2 separate regions of the Mus musculus genome follow, and region 2 is linked to region 1. Evidence: chromatin contacts called from ENCODE POLR2A ChIA-PET data. All regions are on one chromosome and are shown on one strand. Each heading gives the region's core, a stretch centred on a gene start or an enhancer-like site at or near the end of the contact. The rest is flanking DNA. Distances are from core to core; before and after follow the strand shown. Region 1 holds the start of Stx4a (syntaxin 4A (placental)). Region 2 holds the start of Kat8 (K(lysine) acetyltransferase 8).

Region 1 (5,536 bases), core at 770-3,269:
ATGGATTCAGCATTTGGAGATTTGGTTCTCTGCCTGCACCCAGTTCTTCCTCTCTTGAGCATAAGCTTTTTTATATGGAAAAGCATCAGGACAGAGATCCTAGAATCAAGGGCCTCTAAGTCACCATGCAGGAACCTAAGAAACAATGAATGAAATCCCTTGGTCCTAGGAAAGTACAACCCACCTGGGTTTTCTTCATCCTTGTGTTGACTGAGTTGTAATTCTCATCAGCTTCCTCCTTCTGGGGCTCTATGGCTGTGGGAGAGACACAAGGATGGATGGGAAGAGGGGTTCCTCCTGAGACTTACAAACATTGTTTGGGAGACCAGCTGCATTCTGTTGGAGGTTAGCCTGATCTACATATTGAACACACACAAACCCATTAATAAAAGTGTAAGCCATATAATAAAATATTTTAAGTGAATTTTTAAAAAGTGATTGGAGACCAGATCAGGGCCACATCTACATTCCAGCTACGTAGTAAGGAGTTTCTTGTTTTCTAACATTTTTATTACATAGTGACTATGAACAGGAATGCCTTCTGGTAGTAATGCATAATGGAGGAGGAGGAGAAGAAAAAAGAAGGAGCGAGCTTTTAATTTAATCTCAGCACTCAAGAGGCAGAGAAAGATGGATCTCCGTGCATTTGAGGCCATCCTGGTCTATATAGGAGGAAGAGGTGGAGGAGTAGGTGAGAAGAGAGAAGGGAGAGGAGAAGGGGGCGAATTCTGAATTTCTGAGATATGTTTTTCTTTGAATTACACCAGTGGGTTCCCACAAGCGTGGAGGAACCTCTCATCTGCTTGCCCAAAGAATACACACTGGCCTGAAAGGATGAGAGCAGTAAGTAATTTTGAATTTAAACTTAAAATAATAATAAAGGAATCTGAGAGGCCATAATGTGCTCTGCAAAGTACCATGGCTTTGATGCCATGGGACAGAGATCCTAGACCCAAGTCTGCTGTGTGACCTGGATCTATCACTTGACTGTATACAACAACTAGATACACCAGCAACTGGGCTGAATCAAAGGGAAAGATATGGCTGAGACCCTTGAAATTCATTCACCTTTTAGCTGCGCCCGGACCTCTCTCCCCAGCTGTTTGATCTCCTCTCGCAGGTTCTGCAGGCCCTGCTTCATGCCTAAACGAGAAAGCCAACACTTCTAAATCACAGCCTCTCCCACAAACCAAAACCAAACCCATCCTGGCCATCACCTGAATAAAACTACATCCCCCATAGTCCACCGGGCTGGCGTGCGTGAGCCCTAGGTTTCGCTTACTCTCCTCGGGAAGAGGCGTGGCCAGGATGGTGACCTGCTGTTTCTCCAACTCCCGGACTTTACTCTCCAGTTTGGCCATAGTCTGCCGAATTGTCTGCACCTAGGAAGGATCACCAAGAGGGCTGAAGACTTAAGTGTCACTCTAGTCCGCCCTACTCCTCGGTTCTCCTGACCCTTACCTTCTGGAAGAACTCGTCGTCCGGGCTGCCCAACCGGGCAGCACCTGAGTGCACCACCAGCGCGACTCGAACCTCATCTTCATCGTCTGAGATGTTATCCCCCTGCCAGGGCCGGAGTCATTGGCGACAGTTGCTCGCTGCGGTTCTCGCCCCGCAGGAACCATGGGCTTCCGGGATTTTCCTTCCTGGCCATCAGCCACCCGCCCGGGACCCAAAACCAGGAGTCCTCACTCCAGCGCGCCCGCCCGGCCCCGCTTCTCCTCACTCCAGGGTGTCCTCACCATCCCGGTTTCTCACCTGCCTCAACTCGTGGGTCCTGTCGCGCATGGTGGTCGGAGTGCCCTGGACCCGAGCCCAAAGGGCCTCAAGGTTCTAAATTTGGAAGTCCTGCACCTCTCTCACACTTGACACCCCCTCCCTCACCCAGCGAACTCCAGTACACCCCGGAGCCGCCAAAGGCCCCACCCCTTTCACCATCCACAGTCGTGGGGAAGAACCCGATCATAGGACCCCCAAAGTTCTACAGGTTGGAATTCCCTTCTCTTCCCCCCATCCTGCTCCCGCAGCTGCCGCCCCGCCCCTCGGGGGATGACTCCGAGCATGCGCGCGAGGGCTCGGCTCGTCCTCGCTAGAGGGAAAGGCGGAGGTCGGAAGCAGTGGCAGCCGAACGGAAGCGAGGCTGCCTGAGTCCAGAGCCCGCCCCGCTGCTCCCCCCCCCCCCACTACCGGAACATCTCATATTGGAGCCGAGATCTAGTTGCCCAAAGGGTTGGGAATGCGTCATTTGCACGCAGTCTGAGAGCCTCGTATCTCACATCACCCCATGGCGCCCCCTCATCACGTGACAGGCCGGGCCCAGCTCCGCGGGCTGCACGCCCGACCGCCAGTCATGTGTTCCGGCCTGTCAGCGACGTCTCGGGCTTCAGTCTCGCGACGTCCCCGACACCCCAGCGTCTGAGCTGTGCCCCAACAGCTTCTTCGAGGTGGGGAAGGGTACACTGCCTACTCTCAGCCACCTACTAAGGATGCTCTGTAGAATTCACTTTTTTGTTGTTTTAATTTTGGGTCCTCGGGCGTGGGCAAAGTGAAGACTTGCATTTGGGGCTGTCAGTATCATGAGACCTTGGAAATCAGGAAATAATAAGACCCGAGTCTCCAGCGTCAGGGAATTGCAGGGTTTTGTAGGCAGAGAATCTGGGGGTGGGAAGTGACCTCAGCCAAGGTGGCGCTCCCCCCGCTGCTCCCCCGCGTCCTCCTGGCACAGCCTCTGACAGGTGGGCGGCCTATGCCCCGAGTGAGCATTGCAGTCCCGCTGAGCTCGCTACCTTCTGAGCAGCACGACAATTCCAGAGCAGCTCAGACTGAGAAAAATGTACTGTTACCTCCGCAGCCCTGCCTTACAGCTGACGTCTCAGCATGACTTGCTTTTCTTTAACGGAATCCCCAACACCAAATTCGGTAGCTGCCACATAGCAGTCCTGCATAGAAGATTTGATCCGAATAGTAGCCTTTCCTGTATTTGAAACTAAAGCCCGTGGCTTCCTGATCTTCTTTACGCTTCTCTCACGGTGCCATTTCCCCAGATTTGTTTGTTTGTTTGTTTGTTTGTTTGTTTGTTTTTCGAGACAGGGTTTCTCTGTGTAGCCCTAGCTGTCCTGGAACTCACTCTGTAGACCAGGCTGGCCTCGAACTCAGAAATCCGCCTGCCTCTGCCTCCGGAGTGCTGGGATTAAAGGCGTGCACCACCACTGCCCGACTTCATTTCCCCAGCTTTGACCCTCCAGAAATACATTCACTTGATAGATTTATTGGACACATACATACTAGGGAATAGATACTGATATGGGCTAGCGACATATCAAGGACCAACAGACCAAAGTCCTGTGCCCTGTGGAACTTCTATTGTATAGAAGCTTCCCCCCCCCCCGCACCCCCCAAAGTCCCTCAGCAGGTGTCAGAACAGCTAAAAATGGGTATTTGAATACCTGAAAGTTCATCAAAAGAAACAATAGTCAGTCCCTTTCTGGTTCTGGGCGAGAAGCCTAGATTTCTGAGTTGCTATGGACTTTTGGAGAGTCATGTTTGTCTTTGGACCTTGGTCTCCCATCTCTGAACTAGGGGTGACTGCAAAGGACTGGGAAGGTCATCAAGACTGCAAATTGTAGGGCTCAGCGGTTAAGAGGTTGAGAGCACTGACTGCTCTTCCAGAGGTCCTGAGTTCAATTCCCAGCAACCACATGGTGGCTCACAACCATCTGTCATGGGATCTGATGCCCTCTTCTGGTGTGTCTGAAGATAGCAACAGTGTACTCATATACATTAAATGAATAAAATCTTTAGGGCTGGAGAGATGGCTCAATGGTTAAGAGCACTAACTGCTCTTCCTGAGGTCCTGAGTTCAAATCCCAACAACCACATGGTAGCTCACAATCATCTGTAATGAGATCTGACACCCTCTTCTGGGGTGTCTGAAGATAGCTACAGTGTAATTGCATATAATAAATAAATAAATCTTTAAATCTTTTAGATAAAAGGCTGGAAATTGTCACATGCAGCCTGACCCCATGCATGGGGCGTTGGTCCTTTCCCCTTTAGAGTATAGCTCGCCTAGAACTGGGAAGGAGGGAGTGAGGATCCTCTGACGCTGACCACCCCACTCAGGGAATGCAGTGTTGCTGCGTTTCTTCAGAAGCCCAGTCTGCCTGGTTTGGTCCCCTGAAGACAATGTGGAGAAAACTGCCTGCTGTGGGGTCTGACTTTCAAGGTCTCATGATTCTGATAGCCTCCACATGTAAGTCCTCGGTCTTCCCAGGTGCCAGGGACCCAAAAGAAAACCAACAAAAGGGGGCTGGTGAGATGGCTCAGTGGGTAAGAGCACCCGACTGCTCTTCCGAAGGTCCAGAGTTCAAATCCCAGCAACCACATGGTGGCTCACAACCATCTGTAACAAGATCTGACTCCCTCTTCTGGTGTGTCTGAAGATAGCTACAGTGTACTTACTATAATAATAAATAAAAAATCTTTAAAAAAAAAAAAAAAAAAAAAAGAAAACCAACAAAAAAAGAACTTTGTAAGGGTATGCTTGCATATTAGCTGCTGCCTCTGGTTAACTGCTGCCGGCCTCATACTCTCTCCTACTCTCTTCTCCACCTCATTCTCTAGTTAGTATTACAAGGGCGTGGAGGGACTCTTGGATACCTGTCACCTAGCCCTGCCTTGAATATTTCATTGTTTCCCTCTGAAATTCAATTTCCTCCTTTGACAACTTGGTCTGACAGTTTCTTCCTTGCTAAAGGTAAGAATTGGATGGCATCAAGAAAGGTTTAGGTGCTGGGCAGTGACAACACAGTCCTTTAATCCCAGCACTCAGACAGCAGAGGCAGAGGCAAAGGCAGGTGAGTTTGAGGTCAGCCTGGTCTACAAAGTGAGTTTCAGGACAGCTAGAGCTACACAGAGAAACCCTGTCTCAGAAAACCACAGAAATTTTCCAAAGGATAAGGTTAGGACTACGGCAGTAGGAGCCTGTAGATGGGTAAGGTTCCTTTCTAGGCTTTGCTCCTGTGAGTTTCATCTCTCTCTGGGCCTTTCCACCATACCTGCCTGTTTGCCAGCCTCTTGGCCCTCAGCTGCGGTTCGGTGCTTCTTTTAAAGTATCTCAAGGTTACAACAGTCGTTACTATTTCATTTGTGGTCTCTGTGTATGATCACAAGTTTTTTTTTCTTGTTGTTTGCTTGTTTGTAGCCCTAGCTGTCCTGGAACTCATAGAGATCTGCCTACCTCTGCCTCCAGAGTGATGGGATTAAAGGTGTACCCCACTATGCTCGGCCCATGAGCACAGGTTTTTAAGATGATAATTTAAGGTCCCAAGAGGCTAGATACAAAGATCCCAGGCGGCTGGAACCTGGCTAGTTCTGACTAGCAAGGTCTCATGATGCTGACAGCCCCCAAGTGGAGTGATGTATGGAGCAACAGGCCACTGGGTGGAGCCCCTAGTGCTCAGGCCTGTATTCTTCTTGGACTCTCATACCTACGAATCCTATGTTGACTGTAGTGAGTCTGTGTGTGTGTGTGTGT
Region 2 (5,536 bases), core at 1,754-4,253, 71 kb before region 1:
TTTGGTTTCGAGTGATCTTGCGCTCTGGCTGCTCGGCCAGCTCACTCAGGTATTTCTCAGAGTTCTTCTGCACGGCATCCTTCACTGTCTTGGTCAGTGCGAGTCGGTTCTTGTCCACCCATTCGTCCAGTCGCCTGTTAACTGTTAGGACGCACCGTGAGGGACTGACTGACTGCCTCCCTCCTTCCACCCAGGCCCCAGGGCCCCAGGCACTCACAGCCCACATAGTGAACATAGAATTCTTCTCGGCCTTCCTGGTCATTCACTCGAGACTGGATCACTTCTGCTGAATCTGTCAAGAAAAAAAAAAAGGGGGGGGGATCTGAGGGGTAATTTCCAGATCCATCTGTCCACACCTGCCATTTACCCTGTAAGGTGAGCCAGGTTAGGACTTGGGGGAGGTACAGGGGGTGTTACAGAGGACCAGAGATTTGAAAACTGAGAAAACCTGGTATTTAAGCATGTTTAAGACTACCTCCAAAGTCAGTGCTCATTCACTCATTTGGGGGCCATGAGAGCTGGCTGGGGATTAAGACAGTTTAAGCTTCCTTCACATTTCCTAAATGACTGTAGCCCCATGGTTTGACTTTCTGAGCTTTAGTTCCTTCATCTGGAGAATACCTAAAAGGGTGACCATGCTTTAGTCTGTAGCACAGGGACAGATGCAGAGATGTCTAGAAATTAATGCTCGTCTGGCGCTCCACTATGTAATGCTGGCCACAGTGAGAAGATACAGTGAGGAATCACAAGAGATCTTGTTCTCTAGTGTTTTCCCATTGACAGAGAAAGGCAGATAATTTTAACAGTATGGCTGCCGGGTGTGGTGGCGCACACCTTTAATCCCAGCACTTGGGAGGCAGAGGCAGGCGGATTTCTTCTGAGTTCGAGGCCAGCCTGGTCTACAGAGTGAGTTCCAGGACAGCCAGGGCTACACAGAGAAACCCTGTCTCGAAAAAACAAAAAACAAACAAACAAAAAAACCCAGTATGGCTGAGGTACGAAAAAGAAAAACGTGCCAGACCATGCAAGCAACTGACTTTGCCTGAAGGGGTCTAGAATGGGATCACCACAGGAGATAAAGAGACTAGGGGGGCTGGTGAGATGGCTCAGTGGGTAAGGGCACCCGACTGCTCTTTCAAAGGTCCGAAGTTCAAATCCCAGCAACCACATGGTGGCTCACAACCACCCTTAATGAGATCTGATGCCCTCTTCTGGTGTATCTGAAGACAACTACAGTGTACTTACATATAATAAATAAATAAAATAAAAAAAATAATAAAAAAAAAAGAGAGACTAGGGGCGAGAGAGATGGCTCAGTAGTTAAGAGCATTGACTGCTCTTCCGCAGGTCCCGAGTTCAAATCCCAGCAACCACATGGTGGCTCATAACCATCTGTAATGAGATCTGAGACCCTCTTCTGGGGTGTCTGAAGACAGCTACAGTGTACTTACATATAATAAATAAATAGGGGCTGGTGAGATGGCTCAGTGGGTAAGACACCCGACTGCTTTTCCGAAGGTCTGAAGTTCAAATCCCAGCAACCACATGGTGGCTCACAACCACCCAGAATGAGATCTGACTCCCTCTTCTGGAGAGTCTGAGGACAGCTACAGTGTACTTACATGTAATAAATAAATAAATTTTAAAAATAATAATAAAAAATAAATAAATAACTTTTTAAAAAACAAAAATTAAGAGATGAGTAAGAGCTAGCCAGGAAGACATGAGATTACTTATAGCAAGAGCAGGTGATAAAAGGCACATAAACACATAGTTTTGGCGGGCAGAGCAAGATTGGTCTGGCAATAGCCCTTACTAGAAGTGCCTAGAAACTGGAAAGGTCTCAGACACCTTTAATCCCAGCACTTGGGAGGCAGAGGCAGGCGGATTTCTTCTGAGTTCGAGGCCAGCCTGGTCTACAGAGTGAGTTCCAGGACAGCCAGGGCTACACAGAGAAACCCTGTCTCGAAAAAACAAAAAACAAAACAAAAAACAAACAAACCCAGTCTAAGGAGTTTAATTATGTTTTGAGACAAGGTCTCTCTATGTAGTCCTGGCTCTTCTGGAACTTGCTATGCAGACCAGGCTGGCCTCAAACTCACAGCCTTCCCAGGGCTGGGATTAAAGGTGTATGCCACCATGACCGACATTTATTCGTTTAAATTAGATGTATTTATCGTATTAGGGGGTGGGGGATACTCTTATATGGATTCTGAGGGCAAACAGTAAGAATCATTGTCTCCTTCTACCATGTGGGTCCTGGGGACAGAACTCAAATCACCAGACTTGGTGACAAATACCTTTATGTCCTGAGCCATCTCAGCTCGGAGTTTATTTTGAAGCCAGCAGCTTGAGGTTTATTTTGAAGAGGGAAAGAAAAGGAAGAAAAGATAAGGAAGATAAGGAAACGTGTTTTTAGGAACTGGGCTGTCCTCTTTGCTGGCGATGAGGGGGCAAGAGAAATGTAAAGACAGACAACAAAACACCAATGAAGGAACAGATATAGCAAAAAAAAAAAAAAATGAAGCCTGAAATCGAACCAGAGTGAATGTTCACAGGCCAACTCTGTATTCAGCTGACTGGTGGCTTTACAGGTGAAAACAAGCATGGCCTGACTCCAACCTCCAATTACAAAGTGGGCTTCTCAGCTCCCGAAATCCCGCCTTCTTACCTGAGTCACCACCCTGGCCCCAAGACTCCCAGCCCCACAGAGCGCCCATTCCTAGGCCATGCCCATTCCCTAAATCCCGCCCCTAGGCCCTGGGCCCCGCCCTCACGCCAGGTGCTATCCGGCCGCCGGCACAGGTACGTTTCTCCGATCTCCACGGTGACTTCTGGTTCGCCACGCGCCGGAGTCGGCGGAGAGACCCGGCCCGGGGACCGGGCAGGCCCCTCGACTGCTGCATTTTCCCCCGGGCCGGGCTCTCCCTCCCCTACAGTTCCTGAAGTTGTTGCAGCAACTGCAGCTGTAGCTCCCTGTGCCGCCATTGCTGTGCCGGAAGTGACCGGCCAGAGAGCCGCTTTTATTTCCGGATCAGTGGGGGCGGGCATAGTCTTGCGTGTTGGAGGTGGGGAGGTTGTGACGTGGCAAGGTTTTGTTTTGTGCGTACTGCGTGTGGCTGTTGTTGCTAAAAATTGGCCCAACTTGAGACAGGGTCTAATTACAGTCCTAACTGACCTGGAACTCGCTATGTAGACCATACTGGCCTCGAGATCCACCTGCTTCTGCCTTTTGAGTCCTGGTATTTAAAGACGTGCACCGCCACACCCGGACTTAGCTATTTTTGTGGAGTTGTTTGTTGTGACATAGCCCGGGCTGCCTACACACTTGCTGACCTAGCTCCTCCTGCCTTGGGTTCCCGAATGCTGGGATTAAAGGCGAGCATTCCTATTTCTTGAGAAAGGTTCTCAGAGGCTAGCCTGAAATTCATTGAACGTGCAGCAGTATCCTGGGGATTACAGTTGTACTCTATCACTGAATTAAGTTTTATGGGATGCTTGGGGCCAAAACCCAGGGCTTTTTATATGCTACCCACTCTATATTTGCGTCTCTCGCTCAGGGTGGGAGCAAAAACCAGTTGAGACAGGAAAAGAACAGGTGTGCCAAATAAACTACCTTCAAAATAAACTTACTCACTCTTTCTCTCTCTTTTTTTTTCAAGACCGGGTTTCGCTGTGTAGCCTTGGTTGTCCTGGAACTCACTCTGTAGACCAGAAATCTGCCTGCCCCTGCCTCCCATGTGCTGGAATTAAAGGCCTGCACCACCACTGCCCGGCAACTTCTTTTCTCTTAAGAATTTCATGTAGCGGGGCTGGAGAGATGGCTCAGCAGTTAAGAGCACTGACTGCTCTTATGAAGGTCCCGAGTTAAGACCCCATGGTGGCTCACAACCATCCATAACAAGATGTGACACCCTCTTCTGGAGTGTCTAAAAACAGCTACAGTGTACATGTATTTACATATAATAAATAAATAAATCTTTGAAAAACAAAAACAAAAAACCTCGAGCGTGGCCAGGGAGAACCTTGAGTGGTTGTCTAACCTCCACCTTTCAAATGTTGAGGTTAGGATGGCACCACACCAGGTTCATGCACTGCTAGAGATTGTACCCGAAGCTTCATTAATGTTAGGCAAACACTACCACTGAACATCTCCAGCCAAGAAGGGTTTGAGCAGGGAGACAGTGCCTGGAGAATCTGTAGTGACACTCCTCCAAGTACAGAATACCAATTCTCTGAGACTCAGTAAAGGTTAAACCATATATACATATGGTTAAGTCATAGCTTTATATAAGCTATATAGCAGCATTCAAGGTAAACTTATTGGTAGATGAATTGGAGTAACACATGTCTAATTTGCTGTTTAACTTCACCTTTCTACACACACACACACACACACACACACACACACACACGTGTTTTCCTTAATTACTGTATTGGGGCACCGGACACCTTTAATAGCTTGCCCAGTGCATACTACTTTAGGAACTGCGTTGTGGGCGAACTAGTCGATGAAAAGAAGCAGCACTGTAAGACCTTTGTTTTTTAGGGATGATAATGCCAGCCAGTTCCTCCTTAGCTGGCTTACTGGAATAAAGCTCCTTTTCTCACGCTCTATTGTTGAGACTGACTGGCTCCTGCCACATGGTTTTACGTACCCAGCATGCACTGGTAACTTTTACAGTAGCACACAACAGTGTGTTGAGTCAGAGTAGGGCTGGATAAACATCTCATTTAGACATTCTCTGAAAGTTCTTTGATTCATAATTTGGTGATCAGTTTTCATAAGGTTTCTTTTTTTTTTTTTTTTTTTTTTTTGGTTTTTCGAGACAGGGCTCCTCTGTATAACCCTGGCTGTCCTGGAACTCACTCTGTAGACCAGGCTGGCCTCGAACTCAGAAATCTGCCTGCCTCTGCCTTCCGAGTGCTGGGATTAAAGGTGTGTGCCACCATGCCCGGCTTTCGTAACAGTTCTTGAGAGGGGCAGCTTGAGGTCAGAACTCAGACACTATGGTCCAAGAAATATCTGACCGTTGTGTATCTATGTGAGATGGCATTGGGAATAGAATAGATCCTTTTGTGTGTGGCACTGAGGGAAAGCTGGCTGGATGATTCGGCATGCACTGCTCTTGTCGACAATCTCAGCTCTGCTTCCACAGCAAGCAGCTCACTACTGCCTGTAACTCCAGCTCTAGGGGATTCGAAACCCCTCTGGACTCCACAGGCCATCTACAGCAATGAGCACAAACCCACAGGTAGACACACATACAAAAAATAAGAGAGAAGGCACTAGGAAAAACTGGTTACTTTGCTGTTGGGCAGTAAAGAAGTTCAGAGCAGGATAATACCAGGTGCCCGGCACCCTAAGAATGAGAAGATACAACCAAAGGACACCTCCCACTCTAGCCCTCTTCAGGATCATTACAGCTTTTGCCCAGGCTTCTACCTCACTTGACACTTCACCTGACATCTTCAGATGATGTCCTTCCTAAGTAAGGACTAGCCTAGGCATAGTAAATACACCATGCTGTCCCCA

The links. ChIA-PET counts read pairs that join two places held with the same protein, here RNA polymerase II (POLR2A).
Region 2: POLR2A ChIA-PET joins it to region 1 with 20 read pairs in Patski. The contact joins the promoter of Kat8 here to the promoter of Stx4a in region 1. POLR2A ChIA-PET finds 5 or more read pairs at or near these places in 3 of 5 experiments (Patski and embryonic stem cell).

Annotation. Positions count from the first base shown.
Region 1 is chr7:127,838,291-127,843,826 of GRCm38, reverse strand. Stx4a (syntaxin 4A (placental)) reads right to left here and starts at 2,019. Exons shown (of 11, transcript NM_009294.3): 1 at 1,759-2,019; 2 at 1,462-1,563; 3 at 1,283-1,382; 4 at 1,069-1,143; 5 at 185-255. The coding sequence starts at 1,788.
Region 2 is chr7:127,909,984-127,915,519 of GRCm38, reverse strand. It overlaps Kat8 (K(lysine) acetyltransferase 8), which reads right to left and starts at 3,003. Exons shown (of 11, transcript NM_026370.2): 1 at 2,778-3,003; 2 at 218-292; 3 at 1-141. The coding sequence starts at 2,988.